3 separate regions of the Homo sapiens genome follow, and regions 1 and 3 are each linked to region 2. Evidence: chromatin contacts called from ENCODE Hi-C data. All regions are on one chromosome and are shown on one strand. The core of a region is the stretch at or near the end of the contact, and the rest is flanking DNA. Distances in the headings are between cores, read along the strand shown. Region 1 holds the start of NDUFS6 (NADH:ubiquinone oxidoreductase subunit S6). Region 2 has its middle 330 kb from the start of ICE1. Region 3 has its middle 3.7 kb from the start of MIR4457.

Region 1 (4,607 bases), core at 2,108-4,607, 4.0 Mb after region 2:
ACAGCAGAAACTGAGCTGGGGGGCTGTGAAAACCCTACTTTCTTCAGTTTTTCTGTAAATCTAAAAGTGTTCCAAAAAATTAAGTCTCTCAGAAGCCAAACAACTACTACTAAAAATAGTACTAAACACCAAATTTGTGTTGAAAGAAGGAAAGCTTGGGCAGGATGCCCACTCATCATGTTATCAACATGCCTTGAACCTCCAAGGTGTGAGGCCAAGACGTGCCCTGGACACTCAGGATGCTGAATGGGGGAAGGCACTGGAGGCTAGGCCGGCTGGAGCGTTGAGGTCACAACCAGGACGCCCTGGGTGAGCTGCCGGTCACAGACACTACTATCACACTATCCCGTACCCACCCCTCACTGGCTTCGCCAATCCTGATTCTGTTTGGTTTAAGTTGTTTCCCACTACCCTATGCTACACCAACCAGAAACCAGAAGCTACACAAAGAATGTTCAGCAGAGAGGCGTTTGTGACAGGGACCCACATACTTGCTTCGTCACTACAAGAGCTGAGATAGGGAGCTGGGCTGGAAGCCAGATTGCATGAATGAGCCCAAGGGCTTCAGGACCAATCTGCTCCAGAACTGCTCAATCTGGGGCTCCTACCTTGCCCCCACGACCGTGCCATAACACCCACAAAGCAAGGATGTAGAGTCCAGCCACTACCTCAGTAACAACCACCCATCGATGCCCAGGAAACCTCCGTCACCACGGTCACTGCCAAAAGAAACCAAAGGGCCTGCGAACCCTCCCCACATCCATCGGTTTCTCCCCTTCTCCACGGTCACCACTAAAAGAAACCATACCGCATCCACACTAAGAGAAACCTCCCCTTCTCCACGATCACTGCCAAAAGAAACCAAAGGGCCTGCAAATCCTTTCAACATCCATCGGTTTCCACCTTCCAAATGTCAAGTTCATATACCTAACAAGAATGCCCAGGACAGCCTGCACACGGAAGAAATGTCCCATTCGCAATGCCATGAGCTCCTTTGTGTGAATCACTGGGATACAGCATTGGAGAATGTGGCACATGGAACAGATGCTTCTACTGGGAATACACTAACAATTCAAACAACAAACAGAAAAGGGTTTCTGAGGATGGAGAGAAAGAGCACTTACCCTATACACCACTTACTCGACAACTGACAGTGTGATATCACTGGAGACTTATGATTCAATTAAAAATATTCACATGGTTCCATTTCACAAATGAGAAAACTGAACCCATGCTGTGATTCAACCTCACAATTTTTAGACTGCAAGTCCACACAGCTTCTACTCCGAGAGGCAAACCCACCAGACACAAGCCCCTCTCCACCACCATGATCCTGGTAGACATCACTAATCAATCATGGCACACTCTTCCACTGAATGTGCATCAGGCCTCAGGATCTTTCTCAACCCAACACTCAAGTGGCATTGCCAAATAATCAACCACTATAAAACAAACTTTTCTGACACCCACCCATCAAACCACACAACAGTGAACCAGCTGAATTTTGAGAATGTGAATTTATAGTCAATTCATGATCATGTGAGCTTTTCTGGAATGCCCTGTAGCTCTGGAATAGACGTACAAAAACTACACACTGGGAATGGATAACGTAACCAAGATTGAAGGAGAAGGGAAAATACATGATTTAGGGATAGCTACGGTGTTAACAAGAAGAACACCAGGCTAACCAAAGTGGGAAAAAGAATGAATAAGGTGGCTGTGAAGGACACTTCACAGCATCCTTCAGGAAGCAAATTCAGGAATCATGGAGGCATGCCTGATCTAATTACGAATTCAGGAGCTCATTGACATGAGTGATAGAGAAGGAGTCAGGTAAAAAAAAAAAATAGGCTGATTTAGGCAGAAGGATTCTAATTTCAACATTCTTTCTCCAGTGGTCACTCACAGGCACCTGAACTGATCTTCCCTTACAATGCATAGAGCTAACAGACCCACTAAGGGAAGAAAAACTCATGTGCCATTTTCAGCTTGTCAGTGTAAGTCCCTGTAAAAAACACACACTAATTTATTTGGTGAAAACTATAAAAAACACACCTCCAGGTGGTTAAAAGAATAATTTTTTTAAAGTTGATATGATTTACTTAAATCTGAGAGTCTCAGGAGAATAAGGGACAAGAATTTTAAAAAAGATCACTTCCATTTATATGCAAACCAGAACTACGGCTACAATGTTATGTATTTCAGGGGGAAACAAGTCAGAAATAGACACAATTAAGATTTTAAGAAAGGAAGAACCCCATCCAGAACTGTTAGGGTGCTTGCAATATGGGGAAAATTTATTTAAATCTTATATATTAATTTTTATTTCTTGTTGGTTACATAAAAGTTTTAGGAAAGCTTACCTCTCTTCACTAGATTTTTTACTCACCTCTTTCTGACGACCTACAAACCGAATTCTCCTGTAGTCTTTATCATCATAAACCTGGAAAAAAACAAAAAGACCATGTGTGACTTTTACGGCCTAATTCTGAAAGTCACTTCATATCAATCATAAATATTACAGGAAAGTGTTTTTCTTAACTTTTAGGCCATTGATGAAAAGTCAAACAAGTGCACAGTACTCGGTGTAATCAGGGGCATTTTTAGCGAGATACCTGGGATGAAAACGGGTGGTCACCTGGATCAGAGAGCAGCACAGAGACATAGCCCGGGAAGGTGGAGCTAAGGAGGAGAGACAAATCCTGACCGAGGAGAACCGCCCCCAACCTTCTTTGGCATATGGCCTGAGAGCTTTACTATCCCCCCATTAAATCTACTAGGGCACATTCCAGTATACACAGGTACCTTTGTTCTTCATTTTGGCTTAGGGCTTTTTTGTGCCTTGGACTACAACCGACTTCTCAGGTTACTAAAATTTATTATTGAATATTACACAAATTCTAAACGTTCTGACCCAAATAATCGGCTGCCACAAATCGCCTATGGGCAGCCAGTCCACAGCAAGTGCTGCCCGCTGGGGAGACTTCCCGTTCCAGAGCCCGCAGGCCCTGGAAGGACGAGACCCACCGCTACAGGCTGCCACCACCGTCCCGACTCGCGGGCGTCCTCCCCGGCGCGTGAGCGACAGCACAACCTTACCACGACCTGCGCTGCCGGCGCAGAACCAGGGCCGCGGATGCCCGGCGAGCCCACTGCCACCAGTCGCCCGAGGTGCGGCTGGAGGAAGGTGCATCCTGTACCCAGCGGCCGTTACCTGGCCAGTGTGCGTGACCTTCTCCCCGGTCGGCGAGACCCGCACCCCGAAACACCTGGCGCCCAGGGGCAGGCTCCGCGCCGCCTCGCCACACCGGTTCAGCAGCCGGCAGAAGGTCATCGCCGCCGCCATTTTGCGCCGCTGGCCTTTGACCCGGCGCAACGTCCCGCTTAGCGCTAACGCATGCGCACGGCTTCTGGCGGCGCCAAACACCCGGTATTTATTTCGCCCTGGGGGCGGGGAGCGCGGGTCGGGGCAGAGGGTGCGCCGGAGCTGCTCTCTGATTCAGGTGGTCACCCGTTTTCATCCCAGGTATCTCGCTAAAAATGCCCCTGATTACACCGAGTACTGTGCGCTTGTTTGACTTTTCATCAATGGCCTAAAAGTTAAGCGGCCCCGTTGCGCCGGCAGGTGCAGCCTCATGCAGTTGCAGCCGCAGGCTAGAGCTAGGGCCCTGATGAGGCAGGCAATGGTGTGCGAAACCTTCAGCGATTAGGAGTACCCAGTGGTTCTTATTTAGCGGACAGGCAGGGGAGGATGTAAACTGAAAATACATTGTTTATATTCTTATGGTAACCGATAATCATGAGACATTTAAATATCAAAATTATTGGGTGAAGGAGTCAACTGCTTAGCAGACGAGACTGGAAGTGCATTCTCCTCGTTCAAGGCAAGCGTTCCTGTGTGTGGTTACGGGGAGCCGCAGAGGAAACGTATATTGGGGATTTCTGCAACAAAGCCTAGTACACCGACTGATTTTACAGCATGCAAATACAGCCTCTAAAAAGGCCCGTTTTGCTTAGAGTTGACTTGGGTATAAATCCCAGCTTAAGCTCCAGCATCCAGCTTTTCTTTTGCTGTGGTCAGAGCCTGAGGACCACGTGACTCCAAGAACAAAACACTAGAGATGGATGAGTGGCGGGGAAGATGATAAAGAGGAGGAAAGGCATGAGAAACAAGAATGCACATGAAAACCTCCGGTCCCAAAGATGTCCCAGCAAACGTGGTGGTCAGAGGCAGATTTGTCCTGGAGCTGATAAACTCCAGCGGCCCGCCCGGTGTTCGCCGGGTCAGGTGGAAAAAGTGGGCGCTGCGATGAAGCGTTGGGGCCTGCAGGGAGCGCGGAGTGGACGCAGCCACGTCTGCAACTCACCCGGACACACACAAAAAGGAAGGCGAATGGAGTTACGGGTAGATACCTGAAAAGGCAGGGATAAGCGAGCTAAGGGTAGAATCTAGGTGGCAAGTATATGGGTGTTCACCGTACAGTTCTTTCCCTTTTTCTCTATGTCCGAAGTTTTTCATAATGTTGGGGAAAACAGCCGTAACCAGTTGAAACTACTGCCCGTCTCCACTCGTTTCCCGGAGCCTGTTTACATTTCTCCTGTCCACT
Region 2 (4,557 bases), core at 955-3,454:
TTCTTAAGTAAAACAAGGGTGACTTGAATATAAGGACTGTGATACCACAACAGTCAATCTGATAACTGAGATGGCTGCTATGTGACTACCAGGCAGGGAGTGTAGACAGTGTGGATCCACTGGACATAGGGAGGATTTTTGTCCTGGGCAGGATGAGAAGGATGGTGAGAGATTTCATCATGCTATTCAGAAAGAATTTAAAACTTATGATTGTTTATTTCTGGAATTTTTTATTTAATATTTCTGGGCCACCGTAGACCTATAAACAAAAAATAAAACTTTAAGGCCCCCAATCATCTGAGTGGACCTCTCCTCTTGGCCAAGGGCATTCCAGAGTTAACCTGAAAATCTAGTTCAGGCCATGATGGAAGAGGGGGTTGGACCTAACCTCATTCTACCCTTCCAGCATGAACATCAACACAGACTTTAAGTCTGATAAGAAACATGTACAACCTATTCTCTCTGAAGCCTGCTACCTGGAGGCTTCATCTGCATGATAAAACCTTGGTCTCCACAACCCCTTATCTTAACCCAGACATTCTGTTCTACTGATAATAACTCTTTCAACCAATTGCCAATTAAAATATGCTTACATCTATCTACGACCTGGAAGTCCCCCCTCCCACCTTCGAGTTGTCCCGCCCTTCCAGATCAAATCAGTGTAAATCTTACATGTATTGATTGATGTATTATGTCTCCCTAAAATGTATAAAAGCAAGCTGTACCCCAAACACCTTGGACACATGTTATCAGGACCTCCTGAGGCTGAGTCACTGGTGCGTCCTTAACCTTGGCAAAATAAACTTTCTAAATTGACTGAGATATGACTGAGTTATTTTGGGTTCACAGACCAAAGGTAACTGAAAACACAGAAGTGAAACTGCAAATAAGTGGGTGCTATTATATCTGTGTGCAGACAGGGAGGGGAAAATTAAGCACAGGTGAACATACACATGAAACAACTTGAGACAAGCCTGGAAACTAAAATTCCAAAGCACGTGAAGAAAGACAGTCCCAGTGATGGAAGTCTGAGCTCCACAAACTCACTAAAGAAAGCATTCATCCCAAAGAAAGTGCAAGTGAGAGAGCAGTCTTCCAAAAGAGAGAGTGGCATCCAAAGAGACAAAATAAGAGCAATAGAACAGAAAGCGAACACAAACCAAGTAGAAAGAGACTATTTAAAGAGCCAGTTAGAAAGTATAAAAAAATAAATTTCAACAGGGTAATTAATGTGTAATAAGAATAAGGTGTTAGGGAATTAAAATGTTGTGGTGGCAAATATCCAAGTCTCATGGCCCCAAGTATGTTACCAGTGGAAGGTATCCAAGTAACCGGCGGTGAGTCTGTAGAGCTCTGCAGCAACCTTAGTTCTTGCCTCCTCAAAAGAAAGAATTCAACTGAGGGGCATAAGGCAGAAGAGGAGACCGGGACAAGTTTCAGAGCAGGAGTGGAAGTTTATTTAAAAAGGCTTTAGAACAGGGAAGAAAACAAAGTACGCTTGGAAGAGTCCCAAGTGGGCACTGAGGTCAGGTGCAGTGTTTAACCTTGACCCCAGGACTTTGTAGGCTTGCCCCTTTCCCATGATTCTTCCCTCAGGGGGGGCATTATTTCCCAGATGCACGGTGTCCTCCTTAGCCTTGGGAAGTGAGCACAGGCAGTGTGTTTAAGAAGCTGTGCACATGCCGGTCTGAGGCTTTCTTCCCTTTTCCTGTGGAGTGCCCCGAGTGGGTCATACTCCGCCATTTTGTCTCTTCATGCACATGCCCAGGAAGTTACTTCTCCCAGGCGCCTGCATTCAATGAACACTTTACTGCAACAGCTGTGGGGTATCAGTAAATGGCCTCTCCCTGGCACACGCTGACAATTTATCACTTTTAGAGAGGCAAAGTGATCATTGTCGAACCATCACCTGACATTCCTAGTGGATGAGGGAGGGCCCTTTCCTGGCCTGCTCATGCTTGTCTAAATACCTGTAACAAAAGACAGCACCAGAGTACTCAACCTGAATTACAGAGAAATTTAGAACAAAGAAAACATAAAAATGATCGTAAAAGAGTAAGGATAAATTGAGAAGCTCCGACATTCACCTGGAGTTGGAGTTAGATGGAATGGTGAACAGGCAACATTTGAAGAGATAGTGGCTTAGAATATCCCTGAAGTAAAAAGAGACATAACTTCACAGGTGTTTCCTGGGTGTATGTGCAACAGGGTAAACTTTCAAAGTCTGTATCTAGTTACGTCATAATGAAACTGAAGAATATCAGGGGTAGAAAGAAACTTATAAAAGTTTCCAGGAGATAGAAAAAAAAACAGTTAACCCACAGAAGACTGATAATTTCTTAACTAAATATTAAAATTAACCGCTGCCTAGAAAAATCCATTAAAGGATTAAGTATATCAATTAAAAGATTTAGTTCATGCAGATAGCATAATTATTCATAATACAAATTGAAGCATCCCGTTCAAAAAAGGTAATTCCAGGCACAACCATAAACAAGAGTTTATGGTTATAATAAGAACCATAAACTCTTATCACTAGAGTATATCTTTGAGTTCTGTTCAACCTCTTCCTCTGTCTACACTTTAAAAGTCTGCAAATCTTTGGATTTGCACATGAATAACCCTCAGATCTGCCCTTTCAGTCCTGCTGCCTTTCTCCCCACGCAAATACCTGTGACCATCTCCTCCACTTCGATACTCAGCCCCACTCAAGGAACTCTTCAAGCAGTAGGATAACATCATGTGAGGTGCCTTTTTTTCTTATCTTGGTGAATGCTATCTGCACCCATTGCACAGTACTAACACACTATCTTATGATTTATCTACATGGTGCAGCAGTATGTTCCTTCAGTGTAAAGCAAAACATAATTTTTATCTGATATTGTATTTTGCAAGCAAAGCCTCAAATAGTTCATTAATTGTTAAATAATTATGTAGATGGCTTGAAGATCATTTTATAACGTGCACAAATGTTTTGCAAATTTTCCTTTATAAGTTTAAATGTTTTTTAATGATATTGGGAGGAATCAGTGGGCATTTCTGTCGGGCTGGGGACATTACAATTTTCCCAATGTAAAATAACAAAACGTAGTCTTCTGCTTTCGGAAAATTCAGAATTAGTTTAGATTTGTGTAATGAAAGTTACTTGGATTTGCAATGCAGTCATTATTGCAGTCACAACTGATTTTTCACCTTCTGGTTTAAGATCTTGTTATGCAACAATACAAGAAACTCATCTACAGAAAGCTCTGCAATGAAACCCGTATTGTAAGAGGGATTCGGTGACCCAACAGAGTGGGACTAGCACACCCGTTGCTTCGGGTCTGACCCTACCTGCCTCTTCATCTGTGCACCATTCCTCTCCCACCCCTAGGACCAGTTCATGCAACTTGAGTTTGTCTGATCAGTCATGATTTTAAGTAGGATGAGAGTTAGGTCCTGCATGTGAGGATTCAGTATTGAATTATACTTGCAGCTTGGACTAGCATGAGGGTTCTAGGTCCTTTGTTCCCTTGACAATGTTGAATTTTACCTGAGCCTTGTGATCCTGAACAATAGTGATAATTGAAGAAACCCTCCCACCCTCTTTTGTCCTGGGAAACAGTTTATTGCAAAGAATCACTCTTCTCTGTGTAACGTATACAAGACTCACAGTTGCTCCCCTGTATACCTACGGAAAAAACAGACACAGATCCTTCAAATTCCCATTCCTTGCCTCTTAAATAATGAGCTGAACTCTTTGCACTCACTCACCAATCTGAGGAAAATACCTGATCCACCAAACTTCTCTCCTTCTCCAAGGTCTCTATACTTCAATTTATCCTCCATCTGAACCAGCAGACAATCTCTCCTTAACCACCTCTCTCAGGAATCAGTTAGAGAAAAACACTCCCTGATGGATTGTGCCATCACACCACCTACTCTCCTAAAGCCAGCTCTTTCTAGCCTAATTCACTTCTTTCTATAAAAGAAGAGTCTTTTCTGCTGACCTCTGAGACAAGTGCACATGTTATGGCCAGAGCACACTCCCTACATCAGTAGTTCCCCTCCCTTCATTGAAACAGTCCCTTTGGATAAAAAGTCTTTCTTTATCTAGTTCCAGGTTTGTTCTTATTTGACACCATGTACTTAAATCTTTATATCTGAGTTCCTGGATCTAGGCTTTTATTTCTGAAATACCCCCAGGGTCAAAAATCATGTCTTTAAATTCTGAGCTTGGGAGCCAGCACTCATTCCTCTAACACCTAACAGTGAGGTCAGACACTGCCTCAGCTTGGGAAAACTGTAGTCCCTGTTTCCTGTCAGCCTCTGACTCCACGGGATGCTGCTACCTTACTTAATTCCTATAGTCTCAGTGTATTCTTCATCATGTGATAAATACTTATTAAGTCACGCAGGTGAATTCACTAGGCTAACCTAGGCTTCCTCCTGAATCTTGTCGCTGTGGGCTTTCCTACAGTGTCTACCTCAGCCCAGTGAGTGGGTATGACCTCATATTCTAGCTTCTCAGAGTCTTCTCAATTCCCCTGTATCTCAAAATTTGAAAAAAAAAATCAT
Region 3 (4,767 bases), core at 1,098-3,597, 4.4 Mb after region 2:
TTATCTGTCATTCATCCCGATGAGTTTAGTTCTGTTTTCCTCTTGGATTTCATTGATATTTCTGCATACCATCAAAGCCCTGTCTTATGATTGATCATGAGGTGGGACTTAGAAATGCGCTAAGTACCTGTGGATTTTAGACTGTGTCAAAGCCCTCGAAGCTGAAACAGAGGACTGACAAGGTGAGGGCCCGGGGTCCCCCACGGTGGAACTGCAGTGTCCTGATCGCAGCTGGTGGGCTCCGTACCTGGGCAGGATGGGCTCTACTGGAGCAGCCAGTGTCCAGAAGGAGCTTCTGTCTCTACCCCTTGGCACTGGCCACTCATTTTATAGAAGAGATTTTCTTTAGACCAGAGTTTATTAGAAAGCCAAGGAAAATGAGAACACGTCCCCCTGTGAAGTACCTGCCACACATAGCCCTGTTGAAGCCAGTTTGGTGGCTGTTGGGTCTTTGGCAACGAGATCAGTCTGTTGGCCTCGGCCCCGGTAAGCCCCACAGGCCAGGGGTCTGGAGGAAGGATGGGGTGCAGCCTGCGATAGGTGAGGCTACGGAACCCTGACGAAGCAGGGGCTGTGTTCGAGGAGTGATCCATGCGGAGGAGGGAAACCAGGAGGAGGTCTTGGCGTATACCACACTGCTTACCCCTTTCCTGAAGCAGGCACAGGACCCAAGGGGGTGTGGCGCCCTGTGGCCCACCATGCTTTCAGAGCAGCAGCCTCTGCAGAGACACTGGTCCCAGAAAAGCCACCGCCTGAGTGTCCCCCAGCCACGGCCACCATCCCCACAGCTTTCATGCTTCAAGCAGCATATTTGTTCTCTGATGGTTCTGGAGGCCAGGAGTCCAGACCAGACCTCCCTGCGCGGCCACTGGGGTGTGGGCAGGCCCTGCCCTCCAGGGGCTCCAGGTGCTCCGTTCCTCGTGCTCTCCACCTCGAGAGCTGTGCTCCTTGCATTCCCGGGCTTGTGGCCTTCTTCGCCTCACCCTAACCTTTGCCTCCGTGGTCATATCCCTGATTCTCACCCCGACCCTCTGTGGTTACATCAGTCCCAGACGATTACCCAGCATCATCTCCCATCCAAGATCCAAGTGTGATGGTGGCCACCGAGTCCACTCTGGCACGTGGGATCACATCCGCGGTTCTGGGGCTGAACCGGGATGTCTGGGGGGACATGCCCACCTCCCCCTCATCCTGCCATTTCCCTTGTTGAACCTTCAGTGTGATGTCCCAGTGGCTTCTGTCCTGCTGGCTGGACTCAGCTGGTGCACTGAGAGGCAGACACTTTTTTTTTTTTTTTTTTTTTGAGACGGAGTCTCGTTCTGTCACCCAGGCTGGCACTGCAACCTCTGCCACCCGGGTTCAAGCGATTCTCCTGCCTCAGCCTCTCGAGTAGCTGGGGTTACAGACATCTGCCACCACGCCCGGCTCATTTTTGTATTTTTAGTAGAGATGGGGTTTCACTATGTTGCCAGGCTGGTATTGAACTCCTGACCTCACGTGATCTGCCCGCCTTGGCCTCCCAACGTGCTGGGATTACAGGCATGAGTTGCTGCACCAGGCCGGCAGGCACTTTTAAAAAACTTGTTGCTATACAATTTCCACACAGTGTCATGGCAGATGCACCCCGTGCAGCTCAACAAGCCCTGCATGCTTCCAGACTCCAGCACCAAGCACCCGAGTCAGGCTACAGACAGACCCCGGCCCCACGGGGCCCTCTCAGTGGAAACCAGGCGGGTGAACCCAGCCCATGGGTCACCGGGTCCAAGTCCCACACATGAACAGTCATGCTGGGAGCTCTGGTACCCAGGTTCTCGGGCTGGGCTCTGTCTGGCGTCCATCTGTGTTGTCGCAAGCGGTGCTCATTGTGACTTTCTTCCATGTGGCATTCCATGGCACGAACCGGGGCCGTTACGGATCAAATCATGCACGTGGCTGTGCCTGCCTTTGGGCACAGACCCAGGGGGGACATGGCTGTTGTGGTGCATGTGTGCTGAGCTCCAGTACATGTCACCCGTGTTCTAAGGGGTCTGTGCCACTCTGGCTGTGCACTGTGGCATGTGAGCCCCATGGCATCACCCCTTCTCCAGCACACAATGCTGCTGTCTAATTTTAGCCACTCTGGTGGGTGTGTAGTGGAGCCTTTTCGCGGTTTAAATGTGCATTTCCCTGCTGACTAGCGGCGTTGAAAACCCTTTGTATCCTCACCAACCCTCTGGGTGGCTTCTCTTTGTGTTTTCTGTTTCCTGTTCCCTCCAATCACACCTTGCAGAGCTGATTGTGCAGGGCTGGCTCACTGAAGCTGCCGTGGCCACGGACGGTGAGGCTGAGACCATTTCCTCCTGTCTGTTGTCTAAAATCATCCCCTAAGGCATTTGTGGATGCAACTGATGAAACCGCCTAAGTCTGCGGTTTCCTTTGTGGGATATTTTTTTCACTACTGTTTTAATTTTTGTAACTTCTGTGATAATAATACCATGCAGATTTTCTATTTCCCCTTGATGTTTTATTATATTTTGTTTAAAGAATTTGTCCGTTTGACCTAAAATGACAACTGTCTTTTTTTTTTTTTTCAAGACAAGGTCTAACTCTGTTGTCCAGGCTGGAGTGCAGTGGTGCAATCTCAGCTCACTGCAGTCTCAACCTCCCTGGGCACAGGCGATCCTCCCACCTCAGCCTCCTGAGTAGCTGGGACTACAGGCACACCTGGCTAATTTTTGTATTTTTAGTAGAGGCGGTTTCACCATATTGGCCAGGGTGGTCTTGAACTCCTGACCTCAATTGATCTGTCCACCTCAGCTCCCCAAATTGCTGGGATTACAGGCCTGAGCCACCATGCCCAGCCAATTTTTGTATTTTTTTGTAGCAATGGGGTCTTGCCATGTTGCTTAGGCTAATCTCAAACTCCTGGGCTCAAGCAATCCACCACCCACCTCGGCCTCCCAAAGTGCTAGGACTACAGGTGTGCACCACTGCGCCTGGCCCAAATATCAACTGCCTTGGCATGACATTGGCATAGCACTGTCTTGATTTACGTGACACCTGTGGCAACGTCTGCTTCTCCACCCCTGTGTGAGCTTGTGGGGGCGGCCACAACAAAGCACTGTGGCTGGCAGCTTCAATAGCAGACATTGGCCAACTCAGTTCTGGAGGCCACGGTCCCAGATCAGGTGTGGGCAGGACTGGCTCCCTCTGAGGCTGCGAGGGATGCTCTGTGTCAGCCTCTCCTTGGCTTGTACATGGCCGTCTTCTCCCTGTGTCCTCACATCATCTTCCCTTGATGCCCGTCTGTCTCTGTGTCCAGATTTCTCCTTCTTATAAGGACACCAGTCACTGGCTTAGGGCCACCCTAATGACCCCATCTTAACTAATCACACGTGCAAATATTCTATTTCCAAATAAGGGCACATTCTGAAGTTCTGGGGGTTAGGACTTTAACACGTAGATTTTGGGGAGGACACAGTACAATCCGTAACAACTTCTTATGAGATCAGAGGTGGGACTTGGACCCCAGACCCAATTGAGGACTAGCTGAAACACAGCCAGGGCGGAAGCGGCTTTCCATGAGACACACCCACCAGTGTTTACCATTGCCGTGGCAACCCCCAGGCGTTACCACCCACTTCCATGGCAATGACCCCACTACACAACGGTTACTACCCCTTCCCTAGAAATTTCTGCATAAACCGCCCCTTAGTCTACATGTAATTAAAAGTGGGTACAAACCTGACTGCAGACCTGCCCTGAGCTGCTGCTCTCAGCACACCACCTATGAGGAGCCCTGCCTGGCAGGAGCAGCCCCGGGGCTGTCACAACACCTGTGGGGAGCCCTGCCCTGGACGCATTGACTTCGGGAGCCCTGCCCTCAGCGCGCCGCCTGTGGGGAGCCCTGCCCCACGGGAGCAGTCCTGGGGCTGTCACACTGCCTGACCTGTAACCCTGCTGCTTCCATACAGCTGTTTCCTTCCACCCTACTGAGGCAGGAGAATAGGGTCTGGAGGCAGGGAACCTAAGGCTGATTCACGCTGACTTCCTAGAACGAAATCAAAAGGAAAACCCCAACTTTCCATGCCCAAGTTACCAAAGAACCAGAAGCTATTCCCTTTGCAATACCTCCCCCTTTTTTCTGAGTGGCAGATGAAAAATTGAAAGTACCTCTGATGAGTCCCCTCCTGCAACCAATCAGACTGGTCGTGGGCCAAGTCTTCATTTGTATGGGAATATAATGCTGTAACTTCAATTCAGCCTCTGATTGTTCGCTTCCCACAACCAAGCCAACCAACTGTGGGTCACTACTTCATTTACATAGGGCATACACCAAGTAACCAATGGGAAACCTCTAGAGGGTATTTAAACCCCCAAGATTCTGTACCTGGGCTCTTGGGCCACTTGCTTGAGCCCACTCCCACTCTGTGGAGTGTACTTTTGTTTTAATAAATCTGTGCTTTTTTTTTTCATTGCTTTGTGGATTTTGTCCAATTCTTAGTTCAAAACACCAAGAACCTGGACAACCTCCACTGGTAACACTACCACTGGCTCATCCTTGAGTGAAGCCAAGAACCCTCACCTGCTAAGCCCCACTTTGGGGCTTGCGTGTCCTGCATCACTTACATAGTTACTTGTATCTTTATTTTTCTGGAATGACCTGTTTTTGTCATTTTCATTATTATTAGTTTTTCTTAGAAGAGTAAATGTTAAATGTTTAGCTTTGCTGATTGTTGATATTTTGTTTTCTCCTTCACTAATTTCTGCTCAGATCCATTACTTGTT

Evidence for each region. A loop is a pair of places that touch in the nucleus more often than their neighbours do. Pooled maps may share reads with other maps.
Region 1: a pooled map shows a loop between it and region 2 (6-fold over the local background). The contact joins the promoter of NDUFS6 here to the enhancer-like site in region 2. A Hi-C loop is called at or near these places in 9 of 37 single-sample maps with no recorded cell type and 5 of 50 pooled maps.
Region 3: a map with no recorded cell type shows a loop between it and region 2 (19-fold over the local background). The contact joins two enhancer-like sites. A Hi-C loop is called at or near these places in 9 of 37 single-sample maps with no recorded cell type and 4 of 50 pooled maps.

The regions. Positions count from the first base shown.
Region 1 is chr5:1,800,157-1,804,763 of GRCh38, reverse strand. NDUFS6 (NADH:ubiquinone oxidoreductase subunit S6) reads right to left here and starts at 3,357. Exons shown (of 4, transcript NM_004553.6): 1 at 3,215-3,357; 2 at 2,390-2,443. The coding sequence starts at 3,346. It also overlaps a transcript of MRPL36 not described here. RefSeq lists enhancers at 2,978-3,117, 2,561-3,548, 3,728-3,857, 3,918-3,967.
Region 2 is chr5:5,749,343-5,753,899 of GRCh38, reverse strand. No RefSeq gene overlaps it. Among named protein-coding and RNA genes, the nearest start is that of ICE1, 330 kb to the right of the region's middle. RefSeq lists enhancers at 830-969, 1,120-1,179. Within about 2 kb of position 2,204, at least 3 of the 41 ENCODE cell types and tissues checked have a DNase peak (open chromatin) inside an H3K27ac peak, as active enhancers do.
Region 3 is chr5:1,310,676-1,315,442 of GRCh38, reverse strand. No RefSeq gene overlaps it. Among named protein-coding and RNA genes, the nearest start is that of MIR4457, 3.7 kb to the right of the region's middle. RefSeq lists an enhancer at 2,346-2,415. Within about 2 kb of position 2,347, at least 3 of the 41 ENCODE cell types and tissues checked have a DNase peak (open chromatin) inside an H3K27ac peak, as active enhancers do.